Regions from separate parts of the Homo sapiens genome. Here region 1 is linked to region 2. Evidence: chromatin loops called from intact Hi-C (ENCODE). Cell type or tissue: Caco-2. All regions are shown on one strand. Region 1 has its middle 51 kb from the start of TAB3. Region 2 holds the start of TAB3 (TGF-beta activated kinase 1 (MAP3K7) binding protein 3).

Region 1 (2,500 bases), 51 kb after region 2:
ATCAAAATGATAGGAGTGTAAATTAGTTCAACCATTGTGGAAGACAGTGTGGCAATTCTTCAAGGATCTAGAACTAGAAAAACCATTTGACTCAGCAATCCCATTACTGGGTATATACCCAAAGCGTTATAAATCAATCTACTATAAAGACACATGCACACATATGTTTATGTTTACTGCAGCACTGTTCACAATAGCAAAGACTTGGAACCAACCCAAATGCTCATCAATGATAGAATAAAGAAAATGTGGCACATATACACCATGGAATACTATGCAGTCATAAAAAAGGACGAGTTCCTGTCCTTTGCAGGGACATGGATGAAGCTGGAAACCATCATTCTCAGCAAACTAACACATGAACAGAAAATCAAACACCGCATGTTCTCACTCATAAGTGGGAGCTGAACAATGAGAATACGTGGACACAGGGAGGGGAACATCACACACTGGGGCTTGTCGGGGGTGGGGGACTAGCGAAGGGATAGCATTAGGAGAAATACCCAACGTAGATAGCGAGTTGATGGGTGTAGCAAACCACCATGGCATGTGGATACCTATGTAACAAACCTGCACGTTCTGCACATGTACCCCAGAACTTAAAGTATAATAAAAAATTATTTAAAAAAACGATGCCTAGTCTAGGGAAAAGGAGTCATGTCTAGCTTTTGTAGCAATCTAAAACACCACCCTGTCTCATTCCTCCTTTGAGGCAGCATGTACGAACTCACCTATCTGTTAGAACAAGGAGAAACAAAGGAGCCAGCAATAGGGAGAAAAAAATACTGATTAACACTTCAGAAGTATTATCTGTCCATGCATCTAACAATATATAAAAAGATTTGGTGGATGAAATTCTCCAGAACACAATGATGCTCCCTTGAAAAAGGTAATAGATGTATGTTGCATAGTTACATAAACTCCTCTTGTGTGAACAAAGTAGAAACCCTCATGTGCAGTGACTGAGGGTCACTGTTGCTCCTGTTAAGCCAGGCAGGAGTATTCTGTGCCCCAGGTGCTGGGAAGTGTTGAGCAACTAGCAATCACCCAACGTAGTTCCAAAGGAATACCATCAGTAACCCTAGCGACGGAAAGCAGGAGATGTGTTGAGTAAACTAGGCTAATCACCATTTCTTAGATATGCCACATACTTTTATGACTCTGCCTTTGTTCACACTTCCGCATCCTGAAATACACCTTTCCTCTGTCCTCTTCCTCTCCAAATCCAGCTTGAAATTCTCCAATGCCCAGCTGAAGTAATTCTGTCTTCTATGAAGCCTTACTAGATTCCTCCCATCCCCATACACCAACTGAAATCTTTGTCTGGCTCTTAACAGATTATTTGTTTCTCTATTAGAGAGTCCATGTCCCTCATTTTTTCTGAAAATTTTTTTATTGTGGCAAAATATACACAACATAAAAAGTTATAATTTTAACCATTTTTAAGTGTACAGTGTCATTAAGTACATTCACAATGTTATCTAATCCTCACCACTACTTCTAGAACTTTCTCACCATCCCAAACAGAAACTCTGTACCCATTAAACAATAATTCCTAATTACTGTTTCCACACAGCTCTTGGTAATCTCTATTCTACTTTCCGCCTCTATGAATTTGTCTGTCGTGGATACCTCACATAACTGAAATCACACAATATTTGTCCTTTTGTGTCTGACTTATTTCACCTAGCGATGTTTTTAAGGTTCATCTATGTTGAAGCATTATCATAATTTTATAACATTTTAAGGTCAAATACTATTTCATTGTATGTATATGCTACATTTTGTTTATCCATTAATTTGTTGATGGACATTTGGGCTATTTCCATTTTCAGCTATCATGAATAATGCTAAGAACGTTGGTGCGCAAGTGTCTATTTGAGTCTCTGCTTTCTTTTTTTTTGAGACAGGATCTCATTCTGTCACACAGCCTGGAGTGCAGTGGTGCAATCATGGCTCACTGTAGCCTAGACTTCCTGGGCTCAGGTGATCTTCCTGTCTCAGCCTCCTAAGTAGCTGGGATTACAGGTGCACCCCACCACACCTGGCTGATTTTTAAATTTTTGTAGAGATGAGGCCTTATTATGCTGCTCAGGCTGGTCTCAACCTCCTGAGCTGATGTAATCTTCCTCCCTTGGCCTCCCAAAATGCTGGGGTTACAGGTACGAGCCACCACATCTAGCTCATACACCAACTCCAGGCTTCGGGTCATCAAAGTATAGCAGCCATTTTATCAGGTTTGTGACAGAGTTATTCTGATCTCAGACCTCTGCTGTTTTTTTTTTTTTTTCCTTCTTCTTTGGCTTTTGGATAACCAAACATTTGCCACACAGGGTTGTTCTTTTGGTCTCAACTGTTGAAGATTTGCTTGCCTACTCCCAATAAGGAACACAGCATTAAAAAAAATTTTTTTTTGTAAAGACAGAGTCTCACTATGTTGCCCAGGCTGGTCTGGAACTCCAGAACACTGACCTTAAGCGATCCTCCCACCTCAGCCTCC
Region 2 (2,500 bases):
TTATCCTTTCAAAATGAAAAAGTGCGCAAAGAAAGCTCAGTTTGCCAAACTGTTCCCTTTTCTCATTCATTCTTGTTCTTTTAGAAACCAGAAGTAAATATACTGTATGCCAAAATGACTGCCTGATTGACAAACGTCACTGAAGAAACACATCGAACTGACAAGCCCGGTCTGGACCAAAGGTGGCAAGTTTTCTTAAATAATTTAAATAAGTTACATTTCAGTAGAAACAGAAGGATTTACACTTTAACACATTAACAAACTTTGGATCTTTTTATGCAGCTTACTTTATGCCTCACCTGTCCCTCACCCTTCAAATCCTGCTTTTACGCACTTTATGAGCTGGCACACGGTAGTAAACTACAGAACTCCAACTGGGAATAACTCTAATCTGTTGTTGGACCTCAGAGGACTGCTTGTGCGATCTTTAAAGGAAAGCAGTGTTTTCTCCTTACTCAACACCTACCAACAGTCATCTGGAAACCTCCTCTCCAACAATTCTTACTATACTGCTACTAACCTTCACATCTCTCAACACCCTCAACGGCCCCCACGCTGGTGCTGCTAGTCCTCATCCTCAAACACCTTCCTGGGGGCTTAAAGCCGGTCCACAGAGGCTCACTCTCCGCAATGCCTAGGGTCCGGCGAGGAAGGGCATCGTCCCCTCCGTTTGGGGGACCAAGGCCAATCAAGTCGACACCCCACCCCAGCCACTCCCTCTCCCCTCGGCCTCTCGGGGCGTCTGGGGCGGGCGCGGACGCGCCAGGCCCTGCGCAAACCTCCGGCAGCCCCGCAGTTCCCGCTGTCAGCCGCAGTCCCGGGCCGGGGTGAGTCCCCGGGACGCCGCAGTTGCGCACACGCCCACCGTCTCAGGCACAGGGTCACTGGGACGATCCCGGGGGCGCCCCCGACGTCCCTGCTCGGGCAGGTGCCGGGCCTCCCCGCGGACACTCACCAGGCGGCTGCTGCTCTCTGGCCGCCGCCGCCGCCGCCTCGCCCTCACGCCCGTCGCCTACTCCCGCGGGGGGTCCGGGCCGGCGCCGCTTCCCCGCCCGAACCCCCAGGGTACGCGCCGTGCAGGGCCGGGATCCGGTGTGAGCCGCCGCCGCCGCCGCCGCCCCCTTTCCTCCCTCCTCCCTCAGTGCGTCCCTCCCACCGAGGCCCGCCTCGTATTTCCTAGATCCGGTCTGAGCGAGAGCTTGGCAAGCAAGCTCTGGCTTCAGGGCTTCCGTCGGGCGCCGTCGCTCGCCAGGCACAAAGATGGCGCCGCCGGGTACTGCCCAGGGCGATCTCGCGAGGCTTCCCCCACAGGAACAGGAGGGCGGGGGCCCAAAGGAAAGGTGATAAGTTAGGGAAGCCTGAGCAAACGCTTCCCATATCGGAAATGGGCAGTACCAGTTACCGAAGAAGTTACTGCGCCTGCGTGCGCGGGTAATGACGCATGCCCGGAACGGCCCCTAAAGTAGGACCTAGTTCTCCAGGTTTTACCTGTTTCCACTAGTGGCGCGGGGCGGGGTAATGAAACCCAGTCAAGAAACCCAGTAAAGGGCTTGGCAGGACCAGGCACCAAGTGAGAGGCGTCCCTTAAGGCTTGGTCATCCCTCAGGAGCCCGAATGGCCAACACACTTTTTGCGTCCCCGGGAGTCTTCTAACCCTTTGCTTGTCCTTATGGGTTTTGTCACCGAGTATTCTGTGCAAAGCCTCAGCTGCACCTTCTTCATCCTGTTATGGGTTCACATTATTAATCAAGAGCTTCTTGCTGTGTGCTTGCAGATGGCCTCACAGTTGGCAGCCACAGTCCTCCTGTTTCCCACATCACCATCTAACTTTCTCTTTCATTTTTAGTGCTACATGAGCCATCTGATACTAATAATTCTTTTTCCTATTTTATTTTTTCTTGCTCATTCATTCAAACGTGTGTTGTTCAGTTTCCTATGTGCCAGCTACTGAGGAAATGCTGTGATCTCAGGGAGCTATTGGTCTGGGATGGAGATGAATGAGAAAAAACAATGACGACACTTTAGCACAGTAAGTTCTATGATAGAAATGAGTACAGAGAGGAGTGACAGATATGGGGGGAGGATATAAAATACATCAAAGAGGAAATTCCTTTTTTTTTTTTTGAGACCGAGTCTCACTCTGTTGCCTAGGCTGGAGTGCAGTGGTGTGATCTCGGCTCACTCCAACCTCAGCCTCCCAGGTTCAAGTGATTCTCGTGCCTCAGCCTCCCGAGTAGCTGCGACTACAGGTGTGTGCCACCATGCCCGGCTGATTAGTTTTGGTAGAGACAGGGTTTCTCCTGTTGACCAGGCTGGTCTTGAACTCCTGACCTCAGGTGATCTGCCCGCCTCGGCCTCCCAAAGTGCTGGGATTACAGGTGGTGAGCCACCGCGCCCAGCCAAAGAGAAAATTCTTGAGCGGTGTCTGACAGGCATAGGATTTAGTCCAGTGAATCACTCAGGGCGATAGCAGGAAACAAACCACCCCAATTATTTCAAC

Evidence for each region. A loop is a pair of places that touch in the nucleus more often than their neighbours do. Peaks named below come from ENCODE experiments on the same cell type or tissue, not always from the same donor. Only the 100,000 strongest peaks of a DNase experiment are listed, where the experiment ranks them.
Region 1: a loop joins it to region 2, with 4 times the contacts of the local background. A loop is called at or near these places in 6 of 110 quality-filtered maps.

Annotation. Positions count from the first base shown.
Region 1 is chrX:30,939,058-30,941,557 of GRCh38, forward strand. No RefSeq gene overlaps it. Among named protein-coding and RNA genes, the nearest start is that of TAB3, 51 kb to the left of the region's middle. In Caco-2, no CTCF peak of the experiment used is centred here; a DNase peak (open chromatin) is centred at 1,054.
Region 2 is chrX:30,888,159-30,890,658 of GRCh38, forward strand. TAB3 (TGF-beta activated kinase 1 (MAP3K7) binding protein 3) reads right to left here and starts at 1,096. Exons shown (of 11, transcript NM_152787.5): 1 at 956-1,096. RefSeq lists a silencer at 752-1,141 and an enhancer at 1,302-1,471. In Caco-2, no CTCF peak of the experiment used is centred here; a DNase peak (open chromatin) is centred at 1,353; H3K4me3 peaks cover 1,769 bases.